2 separate regions of the Mus musculus genome follow, and region 1 is linked to region 2. Evidence: chromatin loops called from intact Hi-C (ENCODE). Cell type or tissue: left cerebral cortex. All regions are shown on one strand. Links, peaks and the distances in the headings refer to the core of each region. The heading gives the core; the rest is flanking DNA.

Region 1 (16,253 bases), core at 5,377-13,376, 530 kb before region 2:
GAAAAAAAAAAATCTCCCCTTCTAAGTGCCCAAGCTCTGTCACAAGCTCCGAATTCCTTGGTAGTGAATTTCTTGGTGGTACCAACAACCCCCACCCCACCCCGCAGCCCCCCAAGTGACAGGTCACTCTGGCAAGGACATGACTTCAGATAACGAGCAGGAACAACCAAAGATGACCCTTTTGCACTCCCTTTCTTTGAGGTATACCCTGTGTGAGTGCCCGAGGAGGGAGAGGACAGTGCCGGATCCCCTGGAGCTGGAGTTAGTGACAGTCTATTGGGTGCTACCACGTGGGTGCTGGGAACTGAATGAGGGTTATCTGGCTGAGCCATCTCCAGGCCCCAGAGTGATTTTTCTTTTTTTATCCCCTTCAGGTAGTGAGGCTAGGCCCAAGGCAGTGTGGCTTGTTAGCAGGGCCATCCTGGGTGGCCAGGGAGTAAGCTAGCAAAAGCTGAAGTATCTCGTCTGCACCTTTGCGCAGTCATGCCTTAGTTCTCATAGCATTGAGTGTGGAGATGCTAAGTAGTCAGAGGTAGTCTCAGAGCCAGGGGGCACTGATGGAGTTGGGCCAGACTTGGCTTCACTTCCTGTCACCTGCCAGTCTCTTTGATTTAGTCAGGACTTTACCCCGTCCTCTAGGGCTCATTCTTGAAAAGAATTGCTTTTGACGAATACCCCTGCATCTCCTAAAAGGATCGCATCTTTGAAGCTGGTTAATAGTCAAAGGGTCAGTAGTGTTTTCAGAGGGTAAGCCTTGGTCCACAGCACGTCTTCACCAGTGTTTGAAGAGCCCCAGCCAGATAGCTGGCCAATGATAGGTCCCATCTCTTTCTATGGAATAGTCCTGGGGCTGAAGTTAAAAGGGGGGAAGTCACTGACTTATTTAAAAGCAGAGACATACTCTGTGATAATGTTGAAATTGGAGCTACCTGAGAAGAAGGCTCCTGCTAGAGCTGCGCCTGAGAAGGGAGCAGGAGTCGCAGCTACAGGCTACTTTATAAAAACCACACCGCAGCACAGCTTTGAGGCCAGGACCCCTGTAGCTCACATGACTGGCAATGACTGCTGCTGGCTTCCAACCTTAGAGCCTAACACCGGCTTCTCAGCATCTCTTAGTGGTAGAAACCTGCATCGTGCTCATCCCTGTGCCTGGGGGGAGGGGAGGGGCAGCAGTAACCAGGCGCCCTTGGATTTTATCTTCCAGACACTACAAGAAGCGGTGCCAAGGACGCATGCGGAAACACGTTGGGGACTTGTGCCTCCAGGCTGGGATGCTGCAGGACGCCCTGGTACACTACCACATGTCCGTGGAGCTCCTGCGCTCAGTGAATGACTTCCTGTGGTTAGGGGGTAAGACTGTCTGACCAGATGAGTGTGGACGTGTCCACTGGTATTTGACTATGAGGAAATGGCACAAAGAGAGGCAAGGGAGGGGAAGCGGGCAGTGCCTGCTAATTGCTCTGTGGGCTCATTTCCCGCATCTGCTGCTTACTCTGCGCCCTGCCTGCTCTGCATTCACTAAAGGAAGCGTGTGTGTTCTTCTGCCTGTGTTCTTGGCCTCTGCTTTGGCTGCCACCGTCCATGCCCTCGCCTCTTCACTCCAGCGCACATTCTTCTTGCACCCATTAGAGGTCATGAAGATGTAGCCCGTGAGACAATCGGATGTACATGTATGTGTGTATGGGGCTACCTTAAGAAGGAGATTGGTCCACACGTGTCTGCTGCTATTCCAGATGGCACAGACGAATGTACAGTACGGGGGAAGGTAGTTTGGTCCTCCTACCTTTAGAGTTATTACATTTTGTTTTGTTTTGTTTTTCTCTGTGTAGCCCTGGCTGTCCTGAAATTCACTTTGTAGACCAGGCTGGCCTCAGAGATCCATCTGCCTCTGCCTCCCATATGCTGGGATTAAAGGCATGCACCACCATCACCCTGCTTAGAGCTATTGGTTTTAAGTCCCTCCCCCCTCCCTTTCCTTTCTTCTTCCCTCCCCCTTGCCTTCACTCCTCTGTCTAGGATGGAGCCTTGCTTGCTAGCTGAACGCTCCATCACCACTGTGCACACCCCCAGCCCTACCGTTAAATGTTTCCAACCCAGCACACTTCCTGCTGCACAGCGCTGCAGCCCCACAGCCTGGCAAGCGCCTCTAGTGTAATGTGTGTAAAACTGCTGGTCCCTCAGGGCCGATGCAATGACTTAGTGGGTAAAGGTGCCCTGCTGCCAAGCCTGATGCCCTGAGTTCAGTTCTCAGCACCCACAGAGTGGAAGGAGAGACCTAAATCTCCTAAGCTGCCCTCTGACTTTGACCTGCACACGATGGCACATGCCCTCATCCCATCCCATTAAATAAGTAAATGTAACAAACCAAACAAAAGAACCCTAAAAAGGCTGATCCTATGAACAAATGAAGAAATGAGAAAATGAAATTCTCCCTGCATATTCAGGCCATCAGTGAAGCTCTGAGCCTTGCTAGCCTCTTGTGTTGCCTGCCTTGATGTGGCCTATGGAAGGTGGGTGGCATGTCTCTGTGTGCTACAAGCTCTCACTCTGGCCTGGAACTTACTATGTAACCCAGGCCGGCTTTGAACTTACAGAGGCCTACTTGCCTCTTCCTCTGCTTCCTCAGGGCTGGCATTAAAGGCATGTACCACCATGCCTAGCTAGTGATTTTTAACTGTAAACTTTGTTTTTGGGAAATTGGCATTTTCAGATAAGCTGACTGTTTAAGTCATCCTGTGCCCCTTCAGGGTGACTTTACTAATCATCTTTGCATCTCTTCACCACCCAGCTGCCCTGGAGGGGTTGTGCTCGGCTTCAGTCATTTATCATTATCCCGGAGGAACTGGTGGCAAGACTGGGGCTCGGAGACTCCAAGGCAGCTCACTTCCCTCAGAAGCAGCCAACAGACACCGGCCAGGTGAGCCTGCCTCTCTCCAGCCTGCACCCACCGCAGTCTCTAAGGAGAGGAGCTGTGCTGTCTTTCCCTTTTCACTAGGCCCGATGAGTGTTTCTAGGTAGGAGGATTCTGTGCATTCGCGAAGGAGACATTGTCTTCTGGCTTATCGGCCTGACTGCTACAGTGAAGGTTTACATGCAGTGTCTATCACTGAATTCTAGGCCTGTGTTGAAATCCCCTGGCAGAATGGACTTGGGTACCCATGTAATGGGTAACATTGGTCCCTGGTGTCAGTTTTAACTGCAGATGCAGGGACCAGGGATACTTCCTGTTTCATTTAAAAATTCCTAGCTATTTTATCTTTTTTTTTTCCCCCAGTTATTGCTTCCAGTGAAGAGCGAAAGACTTTTCTAGATGCGGAGATCCACAAGTGCTCAGTGAGCTTTTGATCTTAGTGTGTTACTAGTCACATTGTGGAGGCCGGGCAATGATGAGCAATGCCTAACTCAAAGCCAAAGACACTTGTGGGTCTGTGAGACCTTTAGAAAACCTCAGTGAAGAGAAAGCCACATTTTCTTCTCAGTGGGGACAGCACAACGTCATTGCCAGACACTCTTTCTTGACAGAGAAGGGTATTTAGTATTCATTCCATTTATTTATTTAACTTGTTGTTAGTGTTATATTATGTTTTGAGACAGGTTTTCTCTGTATAGTCACGGTTGTCCTGGGACTCAAGCTGTAGACCAGGCTGGCCTTGAACTCAAAGATACACCTGCCTCTGCCTCCTGAGTTCTAGGATCAAAGGCGTGCACCACTATGCCTGACCCAAAGGAGACCATTTATTCTGAACCGAATATGAGTGATTATAGGCCAGGAACATAGATTCGGTTTGTCCCAGGTGACATTCTTCTACTATGGACATGGTTATATGAGCTCTTTATAGTCACAGAACCAAAGACAGCCATAAATGAGTGAACTCATCAAAAACATTGGCGGGGACATCAGTTTGGGGGTTACAGCAAAGCAGGGGAGTCTCTGCAGTAGGTCTCAGTTGCTATCTGATGACATTCATAGCTTTAGGGTTGGTGGAAGGTAGGGTTCTGCTAAATTAGTCCATTAGAAGATAGTCACAAGAACGTTGGCTCAGGGGTGGCAAGGAATGGCTGTTAAGGTGCTAAAGGCAGCCCAAGATAGTTCTGGTTCTTGATCTGTCACAGTCAAACTCTACAGTCATAGAAGTAGTCATTCAGTCAGTCTGTGGACTCTGACGTGGAGGTGTGGCTTTCTCAGGGAGCTTCAGTCCCCAGGAGCGGATGTGTTAGAAGGGGAATCAGATTGATTCTGTCATCACCTACTGTAGAGCATGCAGAAGCTGCTAAGTGTCCTGGGTTCTGCGGGGCATGCTCAGATGACGGCACGTGATTCTCCAGGGCCCTTTATGCTAGTCTTCCAGAAGCCCCTGATGGCACCTCCATCATCAGAGTGGAAAGGGAGTAGGGCTGGGAAGGAGATGCTGAGAGTAGGGAGGAATCTGCTCTGGCCTCCTGGGTTCTGAGCTCCCCCCGATGCTGGGTTGCATGTTGTGGGTATAGCTGTGGGTCCTGCTGAGACACCACAGCCTCTGGAGTCTCACTCCTCGTCAGCTCCCAGGTTGTCAGTGTGCCGCCCCCTCCCCCTGCTGTGACTGTGAAGCCCCCTGAAGCTTTTAGGGTAACATTGTCATGTTTCCTTTCATCTTGTTTCCTTGCTGTGAACAGAGGAAGCTTAAGGAACAGAAGAACTGGTCCATGTCTCAGGAGAAGTGTCTTCATTTAGCTCCGCTTTGTGTGAAAATGTTGGAACTTTTCATTGTTGAGGACAGCCTGTACTCAGGTGACAGCCGAAAGGCCAGGAGGTCAAAGAGACTGACTACCGTAGAAGCGGAGTGGCCTTCTGCTCATTGCAGGCTGAATCCGGGGGACAGATGCACCATCCTCCTTCAGATTCTAATCTCTAGAGCAGCTAGTGTGTAGTGTCAGCCCTGCCTTGCGGCAGACAAGCCAAGCATTTAGCACCCTCCCTTACCTTTCAGCTCTCCTTTTTAGCCACAGAAGAGCAGAATCCCGGATGCATGTAGCATTTTGTTACATGTGATTGGGACCAAGTCATTTAATCTCAAGGGGCTGAGTCAGGAGGATTCCCATGAGTCCGAGGCCTGCTTGAGCTACATAGTGAGTTCTAAGCCAGCCTGGGCTATACAGCAAGAAAGTATTTCAAAAGACACTGAAGGGCTAGGAGTATGGCCCAGTGGGTAAAAGCATTGGCCACTCAGTCTGATGGCCTGACTTTGATCCATGTGGTGGGAGAGGAGAGAACTGACTGTCACAAGTTGTCCTCTGACCATAACTACCACACACACACACACACACACACACACACACTCACACACTCGCACATGCGAAAAGGGTCTGGGAAGATGGCTTAGTGGGTAAGAACATGTGTTTTCTTTTTCTCTCTTTCTTTTTTTTTTTTTTAAAGATTTATTTATTGTTATATGTAAGTACACTGTAGTTGTCTTCAGACACACCAGAAGAGGGCATCAGATCTCATTACGGATGGTTGTGAGCCACCATGTGGTTGTGGGATTTGAACTCAGGACCTTTGGAAGAGCAGTCAGTGCTTTTAACCGCTGAGCCAACTCTTCAGCCCCGAACATGTGTTTTCTAAACACGAGAAACACAGCACTGGGTGGCAGAGACAAGTTCTCTTATTTATTTTCCCTACTTGCTGCGACAATATACTCTTGACAAAAGCAGTGTAGGGAGAAGCTCTATTTAACTCCTAATTGCAGGTGGCAGTCCATATGGGGATGGAGTCACAGTCATGTGATGCTCATAATCAGGAAGCAGAGAGAAAGGACTGCCAGCGGTCAGTTCACTTTCCCTGTTTGTATAGCCCAAGGCCCGCCTCAGTTAACATAATGAAGACAGCGTGCCCAGGTGTGCCCGGCCAGCAGCCTGTCTCCTGGGAGGTTCTAGGTTCTAGCTTGTCTGCAGCACCACCACACAGATCCCTGGAACTCCCTGCAAGCCAGCCTAAGGGACCTTAGGTGAGGGACCCTGTCTGAAGGGGCTAGGGTGGAGCATGGTAGGGGAAGGCTGAGGCAGCTGTCAGTATCACTGGTTTTATGATGATTGGCAAGTAGTAACAGGAATATTCGTTACTTGTATTTTTTTAAAGAACTATTTATGTATATGAGTACACTGTAGCTGTCTTCAGACACACCAGAAGAGGGCATCGGATCCCTATTACAGATGGTTGTGAGCCACCATGTGGTTGCTGGGAATTGAACTCAGGACCTCTGGAAGAACAGTCAGTGCTTTTAACCACTGAGCCATCTCTCCAACCTCAAGGATACTTCTACTTTTTTTTTTTTAAGATTTATTTTCACTGTGTGTGTGTGTGTATATGTGTGTGTGTGCATCTGTCTGTCTGTCATGAGTGCCTGCAGGGGTCAGAAGACAATCTTGCATCACTGGGAGCTAGAGTTGCAGGCAGTTGTGAGCTGTATCACGTGGTGGCTGGGAACTGAATTGTGCTCTCCGTAAGCGTGTAGGAGTTTCTCACCACAAGCTGCTTCTCCAGGCCCCAGGAATTCAGCTGAACACTTTCAGACCTCACAGACCCTGGCTGAATAGTTTCAAGTGCATTTCCTCGGAAAAGGGGGCATTTCTTTCCCTTTTAAAAAAATTTAAGGGCTGGTGAGATGGCTCAGTGGGTAAGAGCACCCAATAGCTCTTCCGAAGGTCTGGAGTTCAAATCCCAGCAACCACATGGTGGCTCACAACCATCCATAATGAAATCTGACTCCCTCTTCTGGAGTGTCTGAAGACAGCGACAGTGTACTTACATATAATAAATAAATAAAAATAAAATCTTAAGAAAAAAAATTTTTAAAGATTAAAAAATTTTTGTAGTTTTTTTTTTTCCCCTTCATTCTTTCTTTTAGTCTTTCAATCCTAGCTTCATGCTGCTCACAAGTTGGGGCACTGATCTTTATTCTGAAGATTTGGATGTGGACCTGTAGGTCTATAACTAAAGGACAAAATATAGTTTCTTTAAAAAATTAGGGCTGGAAAGCCAGATATGATGCTGGGCTCCCATACTCAGAGCGAGGCTTAGGAATGGAAGGCCAGGCTTAGCTACATAGTATATTTGAGGCTAGCCTGGACTACATGAGATCCTGTCTTGAAAAAACAAAACAAAACAAAACAAAACAACCAAGATGGAGAAGGTAGCCCACTTGTAGAGTTCCTGCCTAGCACCGTGGGAGGACCTGGGTCCCTTATATAGGACCCCCACCCCAAAATGTATAGAATATTCTATAGTCAACTGGAAGAAAGTGCTTACCATTGACTTGTAAAGGTTTCTTAGTAGTGGTGGCCTCTACTTTTTCTTCTCTCTGAACTTGGTAATATTACTTACCATTAAATTGATCAAAACAGGCCTGAGGTGTGGCTTGCTGGTAGAACACCTGGTTCTCATCTCTGTCACTGGCATTCGATGGTGGGGACTGACATGACGCATGGTCCAGAGCCAGGCTGTGGTGGTGCACGCCTGCAATCCCAGCACTTGGGAGGCAGAGGCAGGTGGGTCTCTGAATTTGAGGCCAGCCTGGTCTACAGAGGGAGTTCCAGGTCAGCCAGAGATAAACTGAGAAACCTTGTCTGGAAAAAGAGAAAAAGGAAAAGGAAAGAGGGGCTGGTAAGATGGCTCAGCAGTTAAGAGCACTGACTGCTCTTCCAAAGGTCCCTAGTTCAAATCCCAGCAACCACATGGTGGCTCACAACCATTCATAACGAGATCTGACACCCTCTTCTGGTGTGTCTGAAGACAACTACAGTGTACTTACATATAATAAATAAATAAACCTTAAAAAAAAAAGGAAAGAAAAAGGAAAGAAAAGAAAAAGTCCAAATATCTACCAGCGCTCCTCAGCCTCAGGCAGGGCTTTACAACTCCCCAGTGGGAACATTTGAGGGTTGGAGCGAGTACTCTTTTTTTTTTTTTTTAAAGGGACAGAGACTTGTCACCCAGCGATTGAATCCCTGCTGAGTTAAGGTGGCAACTGAGTTGGCCTCTTACAGAGCCCCTGCCTGTCACCGTGAACTCTTTTTTCAGCGGCCTGAGTTTAAGGAGTGTCTGGGAAAACAGGACAGACTGAAGTCATGGTTATTTTACAGATCTGTTTGTTTATGTGACAGGGTGCTACTGTGTAGTCCTGGCTGACCTGGAGCTTGAGATAGAGACTAGGCTGGCCTTGAATTTTTAACAATCCCATCTTCCTGCCTTTGTCTCTAAGTGCTGGGTTTATGTATGGGTGTGTACCACCGTGCCCGGCTATTTTTTTAAAAAAAAAAGGTTTATTTATTTATGTCGTGAACCTCCGTGTGGCTACTGGGAATTGAGTTCAGGACCTCTGGAAGAACAGCCAGTGTTCCTAATTGCTGAACCATCTCTTTAGCCCCTAAATTTTTATTTGTGAGTATGTATGTATCCACTCACATGTTTGAGGGTATCTTTGGAGGTTAGAAGAGAGCATTAGGGTAGTTGTAAGGCGGTGGAATTAAACTCTAATCCTCTGTGAGAGCAGTAACCACTTTTAACCGCTCAGCCATCTTTCCTGCCCCCTCAGTTGCCTTTAGGGAAAAATACAGAGACTGGGAGAAAGTTTGGCAGCTGACTGTAAGAAGAACCAGTTCTGAGACCCCTTCCTGTTCGTAGATTGTCCTCCGGGAGCCTGTCTCTTTGGTTGACATCCGGGTGTCAGACTTTAGCTGTTGAACAGTGCCATCTTTCTATGAAGCTGCCCAGTGCCTGTGCTAGCTGAACTTTGCCTGTGGTCTGCAGATTCTGGATCCTTGCAGGACGTTCCATAGGTGGCGCTGTTGCACTTACTTATTATTTTTAAAGCTTTTTTTTTTTTTTTTTTTTTTTTTCCGGCTTCTACAAGAGGACCCAAAACCAGGCTCCTTGAATACGATTTCTTCATTTGATCCCCAGTACATACCCGGAAAAAGCCTTCTGGATATATGTGTTTTTCTCTGGTCAGCTCAGAGCGAGGGTTGCAGATTTGCTATCAGAGCAGCAGTGAAACTGGACTTTCTCTTGAGTATTAGGTAATGGTTAGCCATGATGTCACAGCTCTGCAGCGCCTTGCAGATGAGAAGAAGGCTGCCTGCCAGGTCTTAAATCTCCACTCCTGTGCTTATTAGCAAGCACCATCTAGGGTCTGGAGGAGATCCTGGCTTCCGGATCAGCTGAGGTGGTTGCGTGAAGGTGTGAAGATTCATCTATATGCATTTGGTGTGTTACTGACCTTTACGTGATACTGTGTGTTTCAAGTCAGCTCTGGCCACCCATCCTCAATAAGGCAGTCGAACCAAATTAAAGGTGGGAAGCAGGAAAAAGAAGATTTATTCCACGTGACCACATTGGGAAGAGGGATGAGAGTCTTGTTGTGTAGCCCAGGCTGGCCTCGAACTTGGTCCTGTCTTCTCTTCCACCCCTATTACTGAGATTGCAGGCATGCACCTCACGCTGGGTGTTGGATCCATCATTCTATGTTTGATTTCTAAGGAGTCAGAATAGGGAGAAATAGCTTTGTGAAGAAAGATCCACTTAAGAAGTAAGAGAAGGGGCTGGAAAAATGGCTCAGTGGTTAAGAGCACTGACTGCTCTTCCAGAGGTTCTGAGTTCAATTCCCAGCAACCACATGGTGGCTCACGACCATCTGTAATGGGATCTGATACCCTCTTCTGGTGTATCTGAAGACAGCTATAGTATACTCATATACATAAATAAGTATTTAAAAATGTTTAAAAAAAAAGAAGTAAGAGATGAGTGAGGCCTGGTGTGCAGATTTGTAATCTTGGGGTTTATAATCTTAGTTATGGAGGAGGCTAAGGTAGGAGGCTGGCAAGTTCAAACTTCAAGGGCTGCCTGGTAACTGAGCAAGACAAAACTTGGTCTTAAAAATAAAATTAAAGGATGGAGACCTTCACTTGCTCTCTCAGGTCCGTCTTACTTTCTTCTGGGTGTCTTTTTTTTTTTCTTTTTTCTTTTTGGTTTTTAGACAGGGTTTCTCCGTGCAGTCCTGGCTGTCCTGGAACTCACTCTGTAGACCAGGCTGGTCTTGAACTCAGAAATCCACCTGCTTCTGCCTCCCAAGTGCTGGGATTACAGGAGTGCGCCACCACTGCCTGGCACTTTCTGGGTGTCTTTTTCTTTACCCTTGTACTTAAAATGTCTTCTAGCTTGATATGATGGCGTATGCTTTTAATCCCAGCACCTGAAAGGCAGCAGTAGGGGGATTTCTGTGACCTCTGATCTCTCTTTCTGTGTGTGTGTGTGTGTGTGTGTGTGTGTGTGTGTGTGTGTATGTATGTATGTGTGTATACTGTGTGCATGCAAGTGCTCTCAGAGGCCAGAAGATCCCCTAGAGCTGGAGTTACAGGCAGGTGTAAGCTGCATAGAGTGGGTGCCAGGACCTGAATCTTGGTCTTCTGCAAGAGCAATACTCCTAACTGCTGAGCCGTTTTTCTAGCTTCCACTGTCCACTTTGAGACAGGGTCACGGCTTATCCATTTTGGTCTCAAACTTACTATGTAGCCAAGGATGTCCTTGATCTCCTGATCGTCTCTTCTGAGTGCTGGAATTTCTGACATACGTCACCATGCCCAGTTTATGTAGTGCTAGGAATTGACCCCAGGGCCTTATGCATACTAGGGAAATACTCTACCAACTGTGCTACAGCTTCAGTATAAACCACCTCTAAACATCACTTCCTTAGCTTTGATAAGTGCCCTGTAATTCATAAGTCAGTCTCTCTCTCTGTGTCTCTTTCTGCCTCTGTCTCTCTCTCTCTCACACACACATACACAGAGAGAGAGAGAGACAGACAGACAGACAGACAGACACACAGAGAGAGACAAAGGCATACACAGAGAGAGACAGAGAAAGAAAGAGACAGAGAGATCTGGGAGTATTAATGTATTACTATATTTCCTTCTGAAACCTTTGATACCTCAGTCAGAGCACTCACATATTCTCTTGTTATTGGTTTATTGGTGAAACGAGGGTTTCTGAAACTTGTTGATGGAGAGTGAGGAGCCTGAGCTTAGAAAGTAGGAAGGGAAGAGATAAGGGGGCATTTTCCTCTTCGTTCAATGCAGGGTTAACAGTAGGATCTTCTGTTCTCCTCCTGGAACCAGAAAAGCATGGTGCCTGCCACACACACGCTCTTCCCCTCAGTAGCTGCAAGTGTCCCAGGCTCACCAGGGTGGATGCAAACTGTAAAATGTGTTCTGCTAGTTGTCTTTAAAAGTGGTTTTATTTTCCAAATAAAAGACCGTAATCTGTTCTTTCTTCCAGGGGCGCAAGAAGTTCTCATTGACCCAGGTACATGATCTCTGTGCTTAGTTTCTTTTGGTTATTATTATTTTTATTTTTTAAGTGCTTGTTTTCATGGTGTTGTGAATGAATGGTTCTGGTTTCTGGATTTGTGGTCTTTGGAACAGTCTGATTTAAGTGACTTTAAATCAGAACTGTGGCAAACCTGATTATTGTTTGGTCCGTGTTTGATGGGGCACCCTACTGCTTCCTGTTGTCTGGTGAAGAGGAGCAATTTCCCCCTAGCATGGTGAACTGAATGATTGGAGAATCGTGCCTTGAATCCTCTGAATGCACGGGGCATGCCTATGCTGTTGATTTGAATCCCCCCATGGTAATGACTTTGCTCTGAGTCTATGGCCTGTGTTCCTTTCCACAGTGATTTGAATATCCTATTGCATTTTTTATAGACTATTATTATTAGTGAGACAGGTCTTGCTATGTAGCTCAGGCTGGTCTTGAATTAGTGGCAATCCTCCTGCCTCACCCTTCTAATATGTGAGCCACCAAGCTTGTGTGTTCTTAAGAAATCTTGCATTCCCCCCCCCCCTTTTTCACAGTGTTGGGTCTTTCTTTCCCCATCTTAATTTTCTGCCATGAATCCATCAGAAACTTGCTTTGTTACTGTGCTTAACTATTTCATGATGAGCTTGGTTACTTTTGGCTTAACTAGAAACAATGACCGAGTAGGTAACAATGCAGCAGCAGACACCATCCTTCGAAGAAGACCATCCAGGCAGTCATGTTCCCTTGGGCTTCGCACCCAAGCTGGCTGCTTTCATCTGGCATGGTCTAAATTCGAAGTGGCAGCACCTCCAGCCTGCTTGTCTGATTCAAGGCCTGTCTCTACACTGCTGGCCACATTTCTCAGGACGGTGTGTGGAAAGAGTGAAGGACCCAGATGTTTATCATGTTTTGTTTGCTTTCTGAAGAAAAATCAACACAAGGGCAGGGTTTCCTGGGACAGGTGTCGGGGACTTTCTGTACTTGTGAAAGTTGACAAGGCAGGAACGGTGGCACACACTTGTAATCTCATTAGCACTCAGGAGGCTGAGGAAGGAGCCGGCTTCAGCTATGTATCAACACCCTGTCTTAAAAACATACCTGCTCTACAAACAAACAAACAAACAAACAAGCGAGCAACTTGGGGATGGGCCAGACGGCTCAGTGGTAGTGTGTGCTTCCTATTCTTGCAGAGGAACTGAATTTGGTTCCCAGCAACCATGTTTGTTAACTCACAGGCTCCTGTGACTCCAGCTCAGGGGAATCTGAAACGTACTTCTAGACAGAGTCGGTGCCTGCCCGCACACATGCACACGCCCACACAACCAACACACACATATGCATGGAACTGAGGCAAAACAAACATGTCAACCAAGAATGAAATAAACGTTGAATGCCTTGGTACTGCTGAGCCCAGACTGTTTGTGGAGCCTTGGATGAAACACTGAATTTCGTTGTGTCTCCCATACTTGTGGGAGAAGAAGATGGAGACAATCAGACTGACTTCTAAAAGCCAAACTTCTGTTGAGGTAGGGAGGGATGTGTTTGTTGTTTGTAAAAATGTCGAGAGTAAGGTTTTGCAGCTGAGTCTGCAGAGCCTGGAACAGGTGATGGCTGGGTTCTGAACATGAGACTCATCCTATTTCATGTAGCACCACATCAGAGCCTGTGGTTGGGAAAGCTGCCAACAGAGGATGGAGCTGCCACTCAGCGGTGGTGTTGGAGGGCATCTTTGCAGCCATCCTAAGTGAGACCAGTATGAGCTGGACTCGCCAAGGGACACAGGCAGGTAGCTGAGGCTCTTCTAATCCCAGGTTCCAGCCCAAAGCCTGCAGCTTCATGTCTTTAGTAGGAGTCTTTAGCCAGGACAGAGCCTGGCCATCTTTTACTTTGGCCCTCTTCTGCAGTTCAGATCCTGGCAGCTCATGGGGTAGTGCTCTGGGAAGGAGGGATCAGTGCCAGTGCCCCGAGACACTCTCAGAGGAGAAACCATTGTCCTGCCCTACCAAGAAGCCACTTTCCTAGACTATCACAGAGTATATAGCCACTTGCACTTGCATTTGATCATCTGGTGGAGAGAGATTTTGACTTCCCCCAGAGGAAGCTAGCTGGGCATCTCTTTGTGCTTCTTCTGGCTCTGGGTGTTTGCCTCTGCCTCATTGCTAATTAAGAACAGAGGGCCACCTCTCTCCCCAATGGCAGACAGACTTCTTTTAAATGCAACGATTCCTTTCTCAGACCCCCTTTCTTGCTCTGAACCTTGTATGTGCATCTGAGTACCCCCTTCAAGTGAAAGCCTTTGGCTAATTCTTCTCTCTTGCTTTCCCCCTTGGCTGCTCAGGTTGGTGCCCTCTTCTAGTGAAAAGACTTGCAATTTGAGCTCAGGTGAGAGAGAGAACACCATTTAATTTTTAAAAGCAGCTTCAACACAAGTCTACAGCCGAGCACAGCAGGCCATTGTAGGACTTTGCTCTCCCCAACAAGAAGGTCCTGCATCCTCTGAGGTCACAGTGGCCAGTCCCTCCTGTCCTCCATTTCCCCAGGTTCTCCCACAGTAGTAGTTTACTTTCTCACTCCAGGCTGGCCTACTGTGTTCCATCTTGCATTTTGTGAACTGTGCTCTTTTGGGAATTTTTTTTCTTTTTTGGTTTTTCGAGACAGGGTTTCTCTGTGTAGCCCTGGCTGTCCTGGAACTCACTCTGTAGACCAGGCTGGCCTCGAACTCAGAAATCCGCCTGCCTCTGCCTCTGCCTCTTAAGTGCTGGATTAAAGGCGTGTGCCACCACTGCCCGGCTCTTTTGGGACTTCTTTAACTTAGTGTTTTAAAGGTCCATTTTTGTAGCTCACCTCAGGACTTCACATCACTGCAGTGTGTTATGCAGGCCAGTCAACACGCCACATTTTGTCTCTCTAGTCTGTCAGCTCACGCACCCTTGCATGAATCTAGTCTCTGTCTCTTAGGAACACCGTTGCTACGAGCACTGTGGGGATTTTTGTCTGTATCCGTTTTAAATTCTCTTATGTGTTCGTAAATCTGGAGAGTGGAATGGCCGGGTCAGACAGTCATCCAATGTCTACCTTCTTGAGAAACTACCAGATATTTCTCCAAAGCAGCCACACCTTGGCATAGTCCCAGTGCCCATGCACGTGAGTTTGTCCCTCTGTGTTTGCCACAGCTGGTGTTACCTTTCTGACTCCTGATGGGTACGCCATGGTGCCTCACTGCTGTTGGGACTCAGGGTTGTGGAGTTTCTCTTACAGTTAATGAGCAACTTTTCAAAGTATGCCGGACACTAGCGTACTTGCTCTGGGAAAGGGCTGCCCTCTTCTGTCAATTATTGAGCTACAACAGTTCTTTTTATGTTCTAGGGACACGTCGCTTGTCAGAGCCATGGCTAGCAAAGTCTCGGATGTGCACAGTGCTATTTTGCCTTGCGGCAGTCGAGTGAGAACAAGGTGTTCCCAGGGCTGGTCTCGGTACAGCCTTGACAGGGCTGTCGGCTATTAACCACACAGGGGGCAGATCATGCGACAGAGCCTGTGATCTGCTAAGACAGCAGCTTGGAGGATGGCAGAAACTTCCCAAAGCCCACACCGAGCCTTTTTACCAGTTGGAGAAGAGGAGATTCATTCATTAGGTCTGACAAGAGGCAAGAACTATTGATCTCTCGGCTCAATTAAGATATTCTTTCCTGGGTCGAAGTATGTTGCATCCTGTAGTAAACCAGGCATGTCTATGGGGCCAGGGCTGGGGATTTTAGTCTTTTCCCCAGAGCATTCTGTGGTTCTCAGATGGTCTGCCTTTAGGATTCTATTTGAAAGGCATCCCTGGGTCTAGTGAAGTTTGACCAAGTTCATCCTGGCTTACATATGGAACTCCAAACTGCGGAAAAGAGTTTTACATAGTCCCATTGAGCTTGTTGAGCCTGGCATTTCTAGGGCTCCCTTCTCCATAGGGTTGGTGGGGTTGGCGCTCAGATATGGCTTTGGTTAGGATGCTGTAGAGACTTCCCAAGGAGCATGATGCGCCTGTGACGAGTGTCTTCAGTCTAGGAGAGCTTCGCTACATGCTTATGAAGATTTTTTAAACTAGGCATTTATTTACCTCTTTATGATTATTTCAAGAGTTATGTATGTATTTTAAAACATGTCTTATTGTCAGAAACCATGTCCGTTGTAGAGCTTTAAAGGGTAACAGAAAGCAAATTAGACAGATTTAAACATAGCTACCCACGTGCATTTTACTTTGTGTTTATTTTGGGTCCCTTAAATTTACATATGAATTTTAGGGATAGTCAATTTCTGAAAAGAATCTGCTGGGATTTTGATAGCGACTACTTTGAGTTTGTAGACCAACATGGGGTACATACCATATTGTCACCTAAAGAATATTACATCTTCCGGGGCTCAGTAGTTAAGAGTGCATACTGCTCTTGTGGAGGTCCTGTCCTTGGTTGCCATACCTATGTCAGGTGACTTATAATTGCATGTAACTTCAGCTCCAGGAAATCCTTTGCCCTCTATTGTGCTCCATAGGCACACATTCAATGTATATACCTATAAACAGATACACATAATATAGTACCTATTTATAAATATATGCCTTCATATACATCGATACCTGAATATATATATATATATATATATATATATACACACACATATGTATACACATATATATACACACATATGTACACACACACATATATACATATGTACACACACACATATATACATATATATCTACATATACATCTGCATATACATATACATCTGTATATACATAAGAAAACCAAAGAGGGATATTAAAATTTCTAATCTATGGACATGGAAAATCTTGCTACTGTTTTTTGTTGCTGTTTTCTTTTTCCCCTGTAGTGTTGGGGATCAAATGTCTTTATACGCATGCATTTTTGTTAATTTT
Region 2 (16,253 bases), core at 2,793-10,792:
GGAAGAACTCTGAACTCTACACTAGTGCTCTGTGGGGTGGTATTCCGTCTACAGTCTAGACAGTGGAAGATTCTACAGCTCCCACTTGCCATGTGAGCATAAGGAAGAACTCTGAACTCTACACTAGTGCTCTGTGGGGTGGTATTCCGTCTACAGTCTAGACAGTGGAAGATTCTACAGCTCCCATTTGCCATGTGAGCATAAGGAAGAACTCTGAACTCTACACTAGTGCTCTGTGGGGTGGTATTCTGTCTACAGTCTAGACAGTGGAAGATTCTACAGCTCCCACTTGCCATGTGAGCATAAGGAAGAACTCTGAACTCTACACTAGTGCTCTGTGGGGTGGTATTCCAGCTACAGTCTAGATAGTGGAAGATTCTACAGCTCCCACTTGCCATGTGAGCATAAGGAAGAACTCTGAACTCTAGACTAGTGCCCTGTGGGGTGGTATTCCAGCTACAGTCTAGACAGTGGAAGATTCTACAGCTCCCACTTGCCATGTGAGCATAAGGAAGAACTCTGAACTCTACACTAGTGCTCTGTGGGGTGGTATTCCAGCTACAGTCTAGATAGTGGAAGATTCTACAGCTCCCACTTGCCATGTGAGCATAAGGAAGAACTCTGAACTCTAGACTAGTGCCCTGTGGGGTGGTATTCCAGCTACAGTCTAGATAGTGGAAGATTCTACAGCTCCCACTTGCCATGTGAGCATAAGGAAGAACTCAGAACTCTAGACTAGTGCTCTGTGGGTGATATTCCGTCTACAGTCTAGACAGTGGAAGATTCTACAGCTCCCACTTGCCATGTGAGCATAAGGAAGAACTCTGAACTCTAGACTAGTGCTCTGTGGGGTGGTATTCCATCTACAGTCTAGACAGTGGAAGATTCTACAGCTCCCACTTGCCATGTGAGCATAAGGAAGAACTCTGATCTCTAGACTAGTGCTCTGTGGGCTGGTATTCCGTCTACAGTCTAGACAGTGGAAGATTCTACAGCTCCCACTTGCCATGTGAGCATAAGGAAGAACTCTGAACTCTACACTAGTGCTCTGTGGGTGGTATTCCGTCTACAGTCTAGACAGTGGAAGATTCTACAGCTCCCATTTGCCATGTGAGCATAAGGAAGAACTCTGATCTCTAGACTAGTGCTCTGTGGGGTGGTATTCTGTTTATAATATAAGAAGTGGAAGATTCTACAGCTCCCACTTGCCATGTGAGCATAAGGAAGAACTCTGATCTCTAGACTAGTGCTTTGTGGGGGTGGTATTCCATCTACAGTCTATACAGTAGAAGATGCTGCAGCCCCAACTTGCCATGTGAGCATAAGGAGGAATTCTGATCTCTAGTCTGGTACTTTTTTTTATGATCTAAGGAATATAAGATGTCAGTCCACATGACAAAAAGGGGAGGCCAAAGACCCTGTGGTGTGATGTGCTACTGAGTTAGTGCTCCTCAGGCATATTCATTGCACTTTTGACTTACAGTATCTTTAACTCACACTAGGTATATTTGGACGTCACCAACATCATCTGTTGGACATCTGTATTCCACAGAGAACAAAATCTTGGTGGTATGATAAGAGACAGAGGAGAGAGGGTGGGCATGGAGATAGGAACAGTGGATTTCAGATATCAGGTCAAGCAAGTCCATGTGCCAAGTCCTAAGCTGTGTGGGACACCTGGCTTGGCACAATATGGAACTTCTGGGACACTCTTTGTTGCTCCCAACTGTGTTATCATTTCATTCAATGTTTGATTATCCTGTCCCTGTTTGAATTGAGGCAAAAATACATAGTGTAGAACTATTGGAAAGCATGCAGTTCATATTTAGCTTTCAACATTGAGCAACAATCACCTCTATCTAGTTCTATGCATTTCAACACTTAAAGCAATGTATCATTGTCAGTCACCACATTCCATTGTCTCTTCCTCTACCCCTACAACCATGAATTCATCTTCTGTCTCTATGGAGCTTGGCATTATAAATGGTATCCTGTGATACTTGGCCTTTGGAATCTGGCTTCTTCACTAACAGGGTATTTTGGGGGCTCACACATGTAGTGAGCATTAGCTTTTCTTTCTAATTTACAGCAAGATGCTATTCTACTAAAAGATGCCACACTCTGTTTGTATGTTTCTGGTTTTGAGGAGGTTGGAGATTTCTAGCTCTGGGCAGGAATGTGTCTATGTTCATGTATGTATACTTATTACCAGGATTCCTGCTCTTTTGGTTATGTTCTTAGGGCTGGAGTAGTTGGGTTTCATGGCAATTCTGGGTTTGGGTTTTTCTTATCTGCTATAGTGGCAACCTTCATATTCTCTGGTAGCCTGCTCCAGAGGAGGAAATGGTGCAATGGGAACCTCAAGGCTGGAGTGCAGAGAAGACATAAAAATAGTGTAATGAGACTGTTGAAGAATTAATGTACTGGTGTGGTGAAACCATGGCCCTGAAAGAGAAAGAAAAGGAATCAGGCTTTCTGGTAATTGTTAGACCAAAGGAATAGCATGGCCACCCCAGAGAAGAAACAGGATCTAGGTTCCACTCCAGGGCAGCTGATTTGTGATGGCCTCATCCCATCCTGGACTGGACACACATGTATAACACACATACATCCCCATTCTGGGCCCTGGAGAATAAGGGGTGAGAAATCAAGTTTGTTTGTCACTAGACATTGTGCCAGTCATGGATAGAGTGACCAGAGGTCCAGAGTTGAGCTCTCTGTGGCTCCTGTCTAGCATGGAAAGCACCTGCTAGATTAATGTTCTATGCAGGACCTTGGAGAGGGAATAAAAAAAAATTATAGACTTTCAGGTCTCCTCAAAGGAATATGAGAAGGGCAATCTCAGTGGTGTGGCTGTTTGGTGAGTCTGGGACAAGGTTTAGGTAGCCATATCAGGACATTCTGTTTGGGATATATGCACATTTATGTTTGTGGCACCTTTTGAAACACCAACTCTTTTATTACTTCAAAAACTCACTAATTTATTTATTTAGTATCTAGTGATAGTATTCATTTTGGACCCAATTTCTTATCTGGTGCTAGGACAGACATGCTGGGTTTTGTTTGTTTGTTTGTTTGTTTTGGCTTTTTTTGTTTTTTTGAGGGGGGGCAGTTTGCCTTGGGTCTATCCTTTTATTTATTTAAATTTGCTCATGTCTTTGAATTTTAGGTGTTTATTTTATAGAGAGCAGCATTGGATTGTGGCATTTGGGTTGTAGCTTTTGTTTTGTTTTTGTCTATCTGCCAACCTCCAACTGCTGATTGGAGTGTGTAGTTAATTTACACTTAATGTACTTACTGATCTGGAAGGTGTTAAATCTGCCATTATGCTGCTTGTGTTCTGTGTTCCTTTGTTCCTTCATTTCTCCATAACTGGTTTCTTTTGTGATAAGTAGACCGGAAAGTGTGTCATTTCCATTCTCCTGTTGCTTCTTTTGTGTTTTGAATTAGCTCCTTAGTAACTGCTCTGGAAATAACAATGGGCCTCTTTAAAACCAGCTAGTTGGAGATGATAGTATCTTACAACTTCAGTGGTTTACAGAAGTTTTTTTTTCCCCTAACCGGTCCATTTCTTCTCTCATTATTGTTGTACAAGTGAAATATTTATGTACCTATCTCTCATTGCTTTATAATTAAGTTGCTGCCTTCAACACTGTTTTATAAGTTAAGTGGTTGTCTTTTATACAGAAGGAGAAAGGGTATGAATAAAACCATCTGATGCTTTTATATATTTACACATGTAATTACCTTTACTGCCACTCTTTCATTCTTTTCATGAATTTGTACTACTGACTGTAGTTCTTTCATTTCAATCAGAAAGACTTTTAAAAATAATCATTGAAGTGAAAAATCTGCTATCAAAGAATACTTTTGGTTTTAGTTTTGTTTTTTAATGTAGGAATGTCTTAGTGTCTGGTTTTATTTTTGTTTTTTGTTTTTTGTTAAAGGAGGATAGTTTAGTTGGATATAAAATTTTTGATTGACTGTCACTTTCATTTGGCTCCTTGACAATGTCATTTCACTGTCTGAGAACATTTTAATTTACCTGAATTTGCAAGATAGTTTAAATGGATATGAAATCCTTGGTTGACATTTTCTTTCAGCATGTTGATCATGTCATTCCATTGTCTTCTGGACTCTGCTTTGGAATAAGAGTCACTCATGGACCTTATTGAGGAGTCCTAACAATGAGTTGGTTTTCCCTTGTTCGTTTTAACATTGCATCATTGTCTTCTTGCACTTACAGTAATTTAAATCTAGGCACTCATCCTTCTTGTCATTATGTTAAGCTTTTTAGATGTTCAGATCAACATTTTCATTAAAGTTTGAAAGGTCTTGTTTATTATTTCTTTAGATAATCTTTCTGCCGTTTTTACTCTTCCTCCAACTCTCCCAAGAGCATGGAACATTGTGTGTCTCCAAGGTGTTTCTTCCATTTATTTCAGTTCCCCCCCCCCCCCAGGAACATTTTATATACTTACGGATTTGAATAGTTTTGTTTACATCTATCCACCCATGCCCCTAACACCCTGAGATGAGAACCCATGGTGGCCATCTTAGTTTCACTGAGTATAATTTATTGGAACAAGGCAAGGAAGTAGAAGTGATCACCTAATAACATTGGGCATGCCATTGGAGGACACATCTCACTGGTATTAGGACAGAGTTCAGCCCATTTGCTGGCACTTCCTTGATTTCTCTCCTTTGCTTTTGGAATAAAACTTCCGAGGCCAGGAACTGTGTGCTTTTGGCCAAAACACAAATGACTGTTAGCAACAGAAGCAAATTAGAATCCAACACATTCCACATTTAGTCTATTTAGGCGAAGAAATTGTGGCGCCTCTACTTGAAGCTGATGAATTAAAAATGATGCTTATGAAGAATGCTATTGGCAATAGACTAGTGTTAGCATTTTTAAATAATTGCTTATGTGAAGTTTTCTCTCAGTCATGGAAAAAGTATTTAGGAATAGGATTTGGGAAACATAAGGAAATGTTCCCAGGTCTGAGCAGAAAGATGGTACATAGACATTCATCAGTTTTGATCTCTCTTCTGTTTGCTCTTGTTTCTTTCTATTATGTGAATTTTTATTCCTATAGCCAGTAACTTTTAAAGTGGAAAAGTCTAAAAAGCAAAAAGGACACTACAAATAATTGGAAGTGTAAGAGATAATCAGGATTGGGTGGGTGGGGATAGTTTTATCTCCTTTCTTGCTTGGGTTTTGATGTCTCCACCCCTACATGGTTAGATGACTTACCTAGGTTATATAGCTGAGACATGGAAGAAGTCCATTAGGGCTACGATCATCCATCTCTAACTGCTATCATGCAGCAATTATGGTTATCATGCGTCCCCTGGCAATGCCTGCCTCTACCCTTTGCTTGTGGTGTCTCGCGATGCTGGTTGATGGGAATCAGCTGTGACAGATGCACAAGTGTCCACCCCAGCAACTGTCATCCTTGCTTTTTGGGGGAAGGATATCAAGGACAATGTTCCACTTGAGCATGGTTTTCTTTCTGTGAAGCTTCAACCAAGAAGCTCAAATAGGTAGATGCTTACCTCTGGGGACCTTTCTGCCCCACCCTGGGAATCTATCCAACTCCTTGCCTTACCACAGCCTACAAAGAGACACTGCATCATAAACCAGCATATAGCAAGGCTGTAAACTTAAGTCTTCATCCGGAGGCTGGAAATCCAGTGCTCTCGTGGCTCTTTGGAGAGAGACACACAAGCAAAACAGAGGTCAGTGCAAATAATACAGGCTAGCTTCTAGAATGGACTTTTGTAGAGAGATCATCAGAGATGATATTGTAAAGTGTGGAGGTTTCCCTGTGTCAAGGTCAGAGCTTTGCTTACCTCTGACCACCCACAAGTCTTGCTACACTATAACTGGCCTGAAGCCATCTGAGCCTAACACTATTAGCTGAGGGAGGGAATGTACCTCTTCCCACTGAACCATCCCAACCCAAGTCCTGGTGGCTTCCAACTATTACTGATTTTCTTATCCTATCACAGACTTCTCAAACATCAGCCAGCTTTCTACCCTTATTTTTTCTTATGAGTCTTTGATTTGTCTCTCCACATTTTTTTGCAGAGATTTTTGGATGGTGGAGAATACAGGAAAGCGTGGCAGAAGGGAAGGTTTTATGTGGGTGCAACAAGAAGACCAATAGGAGAACCTGGATTTCCTGACCCAGGGGGACAATGTGGATACCTCATTTGCACTGTGGGTGTGGCTGACAACGGGGGATAAATTAGGATCAAGGCCCAGATCAGCCTGACATGGGAGCTTAGGAAGCTATCATGCTAAGCCCAAGATCATGAACACTACCACATCCATGTAGAGGAGAATACTGGCTACCTGGAAAGGGCCCCCTGTTTCCCCCAGGAGATGAGTTATTGTGTGTAAAAAGGTTTTAGCTTAGTTCCTGGTACCTCATGCTATTAGTAAACACTGGTCATTACTAGTTTTATTTTTTATCTCTGCCAACATTCCATTGACTGATGATACCTTCTGAGAGAAAAAAAATCCACCAGGTAACATATGTTTTGCCAGTAAAAAAAAAGACACTTTAGTGACTTTTTCTCGTGATTCTTGGACTCATCCCAGGAGGGAACCTGGGCAGGTGTCAGGACCTATGCTTGCATTCATGCTCTGCAGTGACAGATCACCCGCCAGAGGGCACCCTTGCACCTCTGGTGGCAGGCTGAGAGAGACCACAGGCCAAGGCTTCCACCATTCTGCCACCCTGTGGACTCTTTGTGGACAGCATTTCCTCCGCTGCTTGTAGAAAGTAAGCTAGTGTGGAGGAGAGCCCCCATCCCCCTTCCTTAAAAGCAGGGTGAGAGGCTGTGAGTCCAATCCTGTATGGAGGAGGATAGGGAACGCCAGCTTTTCTTCAAAGCATGGAGATGCTGTGGACCCAAGTCTGAGATACTTGGGGGCTGAAATGTGTCCCACCCCAGGCATCTTCATGTTTGGCATGAACTCACATCACAGCCTGGGCATTGACAGGTGCCTCAGCAGCACAACATTGCCCTGTGAGACAGGGTTTTGTGGCCCCTTTACAGATGGGAGACATCTCAGCCCTTCCCTTTGCCCACTTTCGATGAGAAATTCATGCTTTGCACACTTCCGTGTTAAAAAGTGTATTTGGGGTCCCTTTGTTCCCTTAAGATACAAAGTTAAAAGAAGCCTGTTTCTCCACCCCCCGCCCCGGGAATCAGGAAAAACACACATGAAGGGATTTCCCTCTGCAGAACACAGAGGGCCCTGTGAATAAGCAATGGCTTAGCATAGAATGCCACAAACATTGATACCTTCTTCCAGAGGAAAGACTAAATGCAGGAAAGCATACTATAAAACGCTAGATAACATAAAGAGATTGCTTCACTTCATGTCCTTTTTACAGAAAAGGGAAGAAAGGTTTAGAGAATTAATTTAGGAAGTTACAGGAGGATAGATGGGAGGCTAGCTGCATCATGGGCTGAAGTAGGAACCATCTTGGAAGCACAAGGGGCCAAGGTTAGCTCCCTTCCCTAGCATATCTCTTCTCAAAGCCACCCTGAGTCATTCTTTATTGGGATTTGTGCCTGTTTTAATCCCTATTGTCAGAACCCCCTTTCTGCCATTTATAAATATTTTACTCCTCTCCAGCAGCAAATTCCCCCAACACAACCTTCTCTATGCACTGCACCCTTAGCTGGCACCAGTAAGCAGTCACAGTAAACATGGCAAGCATAAAAATGAGGCTGGAGAATGGAGGATACTTGTTCTCCCTAAGGGGTCAATCAGCTTCAAGACGAATTGGCCCGCTGTAGGGACCAATTTTGACCTCTGGGCAAGACTGCATTGTAGTGTGAACTCAAAGATGGCTTTCGAGAGCCTGGAGTGGTAGCACATGCTTGTTATCCAAGCACTTGGGAGGCTGAGACAGGAGGATTTCTGTAAATTCAAGGGAAGGTTATGTAGTGAGTTCCAGGGCATACTGTACTAGAGAGTGAGAGCTTGTCTGAATTTAAAAAAAAAAAAAAGCTTCTATTGGAGGATTTGGGGAGCACTCTTTGAACTATCCTTGAAGAACATGAGTGACAGATAAGGGGACCCAGCACTCAGCTTTTGAGTCATATGATGCTATGTTTATTTCCTACATTAAGTATATCCCAGGTAGAACTGTTAAGTGCTTATTGAGTCCACCATTATTATGTTACATCCCAGAGAGTCTCTGTCAACTGACACGTGGGATGATGATGTCTCTAGGTAGACTGTTGGGCAAATCTTCTGAGACCAGAGACCTAATAGAACCTACCCAACCCTGTTCTCCCTCCCACTCCTGTTTCTATTCTACCCACATTCCTCTGCTGTAGTTTGTCACCTTTCCAGAAGATGTGGCCTCATTCTCTCTAGTCCCCAACCCTTCCACCCCATCCATTGGTGTCTGCTCTGCAGGTGAGCTTCGTGCAGGGGGGAGAGGAAATAACATCTGTGCATTTTATATTTCTCAACACATGATTCATTTTTTTTCCCCTGAAGTCCTAAATTTTCATCTGCTGTCTTCTTTGGGGGAAGAGCTCCCTCCTCCAGTAGGTATGCTGTGCTGATCTGATGGTGTTGCACTCTCCAGCTTTGAAAAGCTGAACATGCAGATTGTTTCCTTAGGACAGGGGATTCTGGGGTAACGTTTTTTTTCCCCCTGACTCTTTATTGACATGGCTCCAATTGCTTCTCGGCCTTCATTGTTTATGGTTAGATATCAGTAGTCTAAGAGGTGTTGGCCTTGCAGAATCAGTTGTGTCATTTTTTTTTCCTGTCTGCCTTTCAGCAGGTCTCTCTTTAGCTTTCTTTTTAACATCACTGGTGTGTGGTTTTCTTTACATTTATCTTTCTTAAGTTTGCAGAGATAACCAACTCTGTCAATCTGCCTTTTACCAAGGGTGGCTGATTTGAAGCCACTATTTCTCTCATTTTCATTTTATCTTTCCCTCTAGAATATCTCCTTGTCCCTGGAGCTTTCTGTGGTGCTTATTTTCAATCCTTTCCTCTCTTCATTCTTCACACTGGGTTATTTGTATCAAAATATACATTGAGGTCCTTCTCTGCTTTTCTGCCTCCCTACTCTGGCCTGGTTCCAACTTTGCATCATGCCCTGTATCTACCTTTGTAATGGACGAGGGGTATCTGAAACAACAGAGTTCAGTAATGGATGGGGTGGAGGGGTTGGGGACTAGAGAGAATGAGGCCACATCTTCTGGAAAGGTGAAAAACTACAGCAGAGGAATGTGGGTAGAATAGAAACAGGAGTGGGAGGGAGAACAGGGTTGGGTAGGTTCTATTAGGTCTCTGGTCTCAGAAGATTTGCCCAACAGTCTACCTAGAGACATCATCATCCCACGTGTCAGTTGACAGAGACTCTCTGGGATGTAACATAATAATGGTGGTATGTGACCATGAGCATGCCACTTGGGGAAGCATACATGTCACCTTCCTTGATGGGGCAGGGTTTGAATTCTAGCCTCCAAATTCCCAGTCCAAACACTCTCCATGATATATTTTTCTTTTTTCTTTTTTTCTGGGCAATATTCATTTCAGAACTTGTACTAGAATGAAACTGGTACTGAGGTCTTTGAGGGCTGTGTGTTCTCTCTCTATCAAGGTTACCCTTGATACAAGGTTAAATCCTATTACCAGATCAACTTTCTACCTTAGAGACACTGCCTAGGTGTGGGGATACATCCCTGAACAAAGTGAACAACAGAAAAGTCCCTCCTGCTCTGCCATGACTTCTTTCAATTTTGACTCTTGCTTTTAGCCTCATTCTTGGTAGACAAAAATACCAGGCTCCGGCTCTGAAGATGTGATATTAGTTCACCTGCTAAATCACTTATTGGCTTTCTTGTTTGTGGGCTTGGAGTCATTACTCCATCTGCTTAGGGTCATTATACACTTTTAGACAGAGATGGCACATGAGGAGCCAGCCTCCTGCCAGCCCACAGCATCCATTCTTTCAGACTTCCCTCTTTATGTGGATCTGTGGTAGGGATAGTCCATTTTCTCTCTTGGGTTTTTGCACTTAGGAGTAAGGACGCTGTATTACTCTAAGAACATTGACGTGCCTCAGCCTATCAGATATCAAACTAGTAAGAGGGACTCTTCTCAAATGAGTCTTCTTTGCCTCTTAGGTGGCAGTTAAGGCTGAAAAGCACCCCAAAATGCTTCAGCCTATTTTTTGTACTTGAGGTTTGGAACCTTTTCAGATTTGGGGATTTTTGTATCTATATAATGAGATCTTTTAGGGAAGTGACTCCAGCGTCAAGGCATGCTCCATTTGCATGTCACACATATCTAATAAATAGCTTAAGGAGATTTTTAGATCAAACAAAGTTTCATTGCGTGGAAATTTCTTTTTGCGGCACCATGTTGATACCAATATCGTCTTGAGAGCGGACGTCTACAGTTCCAGCACTTGGAGGTGGAGGTAGGGGGACCAGGAGTCCCGGGCCAGCCTCATCTACATGAGCTTGAGGTTAACTTGAACTACACGAGAGACTCTGACACAAAACAAAACAAAACAAAACAAAACAAAACAAAACAAAATAAAACAAAACGTTGTGGGTTTTGTAGCACTTTTGAGTTTACATTTTGAGATTAGAGGTACTTAATCTGTACACCGAATCCCTTTATAGCGACATTTTCCTGAATCCCTCCTGCCCCGGCACTTATGTGACTCTTGAAATGGTCCTTTTTATTTTTTATTTTTTTCATCTTTTATGCTCTAATCTCCAGTCTGTTCGAAATGTCTGATGTTTCTGTATCTGAACCCCACAGAACCTTTCCTAACTATTGTTCCCATTCTTCTCCTCCTTTCCATAGGATATGGACATGCTGCACCTGGAACTGATGCTGGCAAGGCCTTCTGTATGTTCTACGCTGTGCTGGGTATCCCCCTGACGCTGGTTATGTTCCAGAGCCTGGGCGAGCGCATGAACACCTTCGTGCGCTACCTGCTGAAACGTATCAAGAAGTGCTGTGGCATGCGCAACACTGAAGTTTCTATGGAGAACATGGTGACCGTCGGCTTCTTTTCCTGCATGGGCACCCTGTGCCTTGGGGCGGCTGCCTTTTCCCAGTGTGAAGATTGGAGCTTCTTCCATGCCTACTACTACTGCTTCATAACATTGACTACTATAGGGTTCGGCGATTTTGTGGCCCTGCAGGCCAAGGGTGCGCTGCAGAGGAAGCCATTCTATGTGGCCTTCAGCTTCATGTATATCCTGGTGGGCCTGACCGTCATCGGTGCCTTCCTCAATCTTGTGGTCCTGCGATTCCTGACCATGAATACCGATGAGGAGCTACTGGAGGGAGAAGTTGCGGAGATTCTTGCTGGAAATCCAAGAAGAGTGTCTGTCCGTGCGCCTCAGAGACGCAAGAGGCACCACGCCATGTACTTCCTCAGGAAATACGGCAGAACCCTGTGCTATCTCTGCTTCCCTGGTACCAACTGGGGTAAAGATGATGACGATGATGATGATGATGATGTCGTCGATAATGTTGTTGTTACTGCTCCTATTTCTGCTCCTGCGCCTGCTCCTGCTCCTGCGCCTGCTCCTGCTGCTGTGGCTGCTGGTGCCACTATCAGGAGTGTCCGGGCTACCGTCCACACCGTTTCCTGCAGGGTTGAAGAGATCCCTCCAGACGTGCTGAGGAACACCTACTTCCGGTCCGTTTTCGGCGCCATTCCTCCTGGAATGCACACCTGCGGGGACCATAGGCTGCACCTCCGTCGCAAGTCCATCTAAGTGTGGGAGGGAAGTACATGGAAGAATCATTTGTCATGCAGATGTAAGTTTCATTGTCCCAACTCCTCTTTCCCTCCTTATTTATTATTATTCTCTTTTTTTGTGCTTACGGTCATCATCATTCCTTTCTCTCTTCCCTCCTTTCCTGGTTTCATTTCTTTCCGGCCTTTCCAGCCAGGCAGAGCTGTCCAAAGGGAAAATAGAGGCCCATCCTCTCTGAAGCTCGCACCTGAGCATGAAGCATGGATTCCTTCCTTTCTCCCCACCAGAGTTATGCCTTACATTTCTCCCCACCCTGCCTCCTCTCTCTGGGGTGGCTTTCCTAGGACAGGTGTGAGAACAGGAGCACCAAGACAGAGCTGGGAGGATGGCCAACTGAAGTCTTTGACTGACTACCCGTAGTGATGTCTCCGACCTAACTCCTCTCTTCTTCCCCCAAGGACTGGGTGGCTGTGTGTACGCGTGTGTAATATGAGCGTGTGCGCTTCTGTGTGCAGGTGTGTTGTGCGACAAGGTGGAAAGGATCAGGCATTCACTTCCCTTCTCACGCATACAATTTCATACGCAGTCTCCTAGAGGCTGCTTCCAAACTAGCTAAACCCTGCAAGGTTGGATTTATCAACCTTGCCAAATTGAGCACATCCCACAAAGCACTTTTAACCCAAGATGAATCAGATGGCCATAGCGTCTAAATCTCATTCACTTCTCTTCAGGGTGTAGGCAGGCAAGACTACAGGTTTACCCTGCCAGTTTAAATGAAATCTTTAAGAATCATGCACTTTGTGGAACTGGTATGCATCATTGACACAAGAAAGCAGAGATCACAGAGGAGTAGTCGTAAAGCCACTAGTGTCAACTTATGGAAGACCTATTGAATTTTCAGCATTTCTAGTTCCAGAAGTTTTCCCTGCAGCTGGAGATGTCAAGGTAAACAGGGAAATAGGTGGGACCCAAGAGTATCTATTTTATTATTTCCCTCTTCCTAAGAATGACTCTGACGGGGAGAGCTCTGTGAAGTCTCTACCTGCGTGGAGTAGAGTCCCAGTTTTGGAATGCTTGGATGAGAATGGGTATCAGAATGGTGATGTGGTTTTTCTTTTCCTAATAAGAAAGCGACAGGGCATTCCTTGTTTAAATATATATAGAGAGGTATATATTTCAGGAACGAGTGTCTCTAAATGCATTTGATCTGTACATAGGGAGAAGTTCATGTTGGTCTCAGGAACGTTTTAGAGGCTGTATCTTGGCCTGCTGGGAACTTGTCAAGCTCAGGGGATGCTTTGTCTAGGTAGTCGAGATATTCCTCCCCGCTCTCAATAAAGGATGACCCTGGAGGGGACAGCTTAGGCTAGAGAATATGGCACCTCGTATGCAGGCCCTCTCAATCGCAGGAGTCCGAGGGCAGCTTGGCCTCCATAGTCACTGAGGGACTCTAATTTCTCTCATCGCCATCCCTGCCATCTCTAAAAGTCACCCCATTCACTCATCCTCCCACTCCTTTTTCGCACACTGGAAGTTCCTGGCTTTTGGATGGAAATGGGCTTTGGCTACACTACGCACGCACAAGGAGCGCACTTACTGGTCTTCAAGATTTCTTAAAGGACACAGCATCCAAATGCCACCAGTCCCAAGCATGTGTGCCATTGGGCTGAAACCAGGAGCATCCAGGACTCCTCTGGAAAGTCAATGCATGCACTTAATGCTACACCCCTTGTTGAAATATTCCCTTCGTCTAGGACACGGGACCTTCAAAAGGAGTCTGTGAACCTTAGACTCTCTTGGCCAAAGTTGACATATTCCAACTTCGAGGTCTTTCTCAGTTCACTTGTTTGAGATGTTGTTGTGTGGAATGCCCTGCACAGGGCTCTCAAGTCTGTCCAGAGAATAGAAGCAATCACTATTCTTGAATGTTTTTTTTTTGCTCTGCAAAGAGATTGTTGGCTCTTTTGGGTCACAAACGTGACACTCCTGATGCCTATATGCAGAGTACTTTATGCCTCGGAGGAGGTTTCCTGGAACACATGTAGGAGTTCCCCTGAGACTGTTGTAAGATTTTCCTTCAAATGGTGGGTAGGTATGTGTGATCACCTCTGATCTGTACATGGTGTTGAGGCACTGAGAGAACCAAGGATCCACTCTCAGTTCCTACCCAGAAGGGTCCAGAAGGTGGACTTCCCAACACCAAGGTGTCCTGACTCAGTCCTACAGTGGAGGACAGATCCTGCTCGGTGTCTTCACAGGGCCAAGCATTAGGCTCAGGAGTCAAGTCAGAGGGACATAGGCTCAGCCTATCTTTAGAGCTAGCTTCCCATTCATGCATCTGTGTGAAGTGGTCACACAGTGACCATTGTGTGGGAAGGATCGAATGACAGGTACATCTTTTCTTCCCAGAGGAATATAGACAACACCTTCTATATTCTCACAGAAGTAACCCCCCCTCCTTCTGCAAGGTAAAGGGCTGTAGAGCGAATTCTCTTTCCTCCTTATGTGATAGCTACTGATAGAAGTAATGTAGCAACTTGTACTTGGTTATCATCCTTGTAGCCCTCCCACGTCTTTGGCTAATTATTGCCAGTTCAGCTTTGGAGGGAAGGGCACCAAATTGTCTCTTCCAAGCTCAACATAAGAGCACCAAGGGAAGGAATGAGTCTTGGCTTATGTCCCTATAAGTGGATCTTCTCCAATGGTTGATTTGTTCCTTAGCGTAGGACCTGGTGATATTGTTCTCTGGGCACATCCACTGATGTGCTCTCTTGGGGTGAGAGCAGGGAGGAGTCAAATTCTGAAGGACTCTCCATTTTACCATATGGGAGTAGGCCATTTCTATGAAGAGTCCACCAGTAGAGTTGAAGGGGCTCCAAGCAGGGGCAGCTCCACTGGCTCCTTCATTTTCAGAGGAGGAGACTGAGATTTAGGGAAGTCAACATATCTGAGGTCATGTGTAAAGAATATAGGTCTTCACACTTCCTTTTGCTGTTGTCCTAGCTGCTTTGTTGATGTTTTGCACAGCATTCCAAAGATTCCCTACTACTGGACTTTATTGTGTCTCTGGCCAAGACCCTTTTCCCTCTGTTGTGCACTTGGCAGCTTCTTTTAGCCAAGTGATTGTTGTACCCTTCCCTCCAGTTAACCAAACCCCTTCAACAGACCTCATGCCAGGTTGTTTGCAGAAGGGATTCTGTCCCAGGAACTGGAGGCTGGCTTGCTGTCCAGTTCCTGGAAGTTAATTTGCCTTGTATATATATATACTTAATAAGATATCTGACTCACTTGAACTCTTCACTAAGTGATCTCCATCTTTATTTCATCAAGGACAGTAAGAAGTAGGCAATGATATGGAGTAACCCAGAGCTCTGGGCTTGCTGATTTCTAGTGTTCATCCCATTTGGATCCTTAAAGGTACCCCATCCCAGGAAGAAGGTGCTGTCTCACCCACCTGCCTGTTAGACTTTGAACATCAAGAGAACTTCTCTCTCTGGGTTTTGAGATTCTCTATTAGCCCCCAAACTGGAACCAGATCTATTCTTCCTGGTTGCCCCATTCAGTCTTGAGGCCAAGGCAATAGCCTCTAAGACCTGAGCCCATGATGGGTGATTGACTGACAGAGGTGCTGGCTTCAGTATGGCCATAGTGAGATGGGCACACCTGTATGTTCTCTGTGTACCTGATGAAGGAGATATCTGGAGAGTAGATAAGCTAAGACAGGGAATTTTTATCAATTTCATTCAGATATGAAAACTGTACAGATCTTGAATTCCAGTGCCAATCTATGTCAGCTGGAATGTAGACGGATAAGGGCTCCTCAGAGATCTTTCTTGTCTGTGTGCTTTGAGAGAAAGAAAGTTCAGAAAATGATTACCCATCACGGAGGCTCTCAGCTTTACCTCAATATATTCTTTCTAAAATAATGAGCCCAATTCAGAGACTCATTGAGTGTCTACAGAGCTATGTGATCTGAGATGCCTGCTTGAATGTGTTCACTCTACCAGCTCCTAGCGTCAGCATCTGTGAGTTGTGACTTAGTTCTGAAAATGGTAGCTGCATTTCCTCCAGAGTCAAGGTCTTATCAGGACCAGAAGGCATCCTAGATGAGGAAGAGTGGTAGGGCAGGGACTGGTTCTTCTGCCTTGCCTTACTGGGCTCTTGGAAGTCATTTCACTTCTTGAGCCTCTGTAGTTTTTCTTTAATCTGATGGTCTAGTTATGGTGGGGATTTTGCACAAGATGAGGACCTTTGGTTTGGATGATCTGGTCACACATGAAGATTGATCCACCAAAAAAAAAAAACTTAGCTAAAATTGTGGCAGGAGATAGAGAGCTGGTGAAGAAACACAAGTGTTGACACAGAGCATTGGACCATGGAACCATCATGGGTTCCCTAAAGTGCTAGGCTTAGATTGACTTTCTGTGGTCCCATCTTGACCACATGTTGGTAGAGGTTGCTGCTTCAGGAAAATG

What was found. A loop is a pair of places that touch in the nucleus more often than their neighbours do. Peaks named below come from ENCODE experiments on the same cell type or tissue, not always from the same donor. Only the 100,000 strongest peaks of a DNase experiment are listed, where the experiment ranks them.
Region 1: it touches region 2 in a loop (5-fold over the local background); 4 of 42 quality-filtered maps call a loop at or near these places.

What each region holds. Positions count from the first base shown.
Region 1 is chr15:73,037,259-73,053,511 of GRCm38, reverse strand. It overlaps Trappc9 (trafficking protein particle complex 9), which reads left to right. Exons shown (of 22, transcript NM_180662.2): 3 at 1,205-1,350; 4 at 2,789-2,917. Among named protein-coding and RNA genes, the nearest start is that of Trappc9, 16 kb to the left of the region's middle. In left cerebral cortex, for the core only: a CTCF peak has its summit at 8,805; a DNase peak (open chromatin) is centred at 8,818; H3K4me3 peaks cover 283 bases; H3K27ac peaks cover 190 bases.
Region 2 is chr15:72,507,662-72,523,914 of GRCm38, reverse strand. Kcnk9 (potassium channel, subfamily K, member 9) reads left to right here. Exons shown (of 2, transcript NM_001033876.2): 2 at 10,871-16,253. The coding sequence ends at 11,796. Among named protein-coding and RNA genes, the nearest start is that of Gm24390, 25 kb to the right of the region's middle. In left cerebral cortex, for the core only: a CTCF peak has its summit at 6,700; a DNase peak (open chromatin) is centred at 6,712.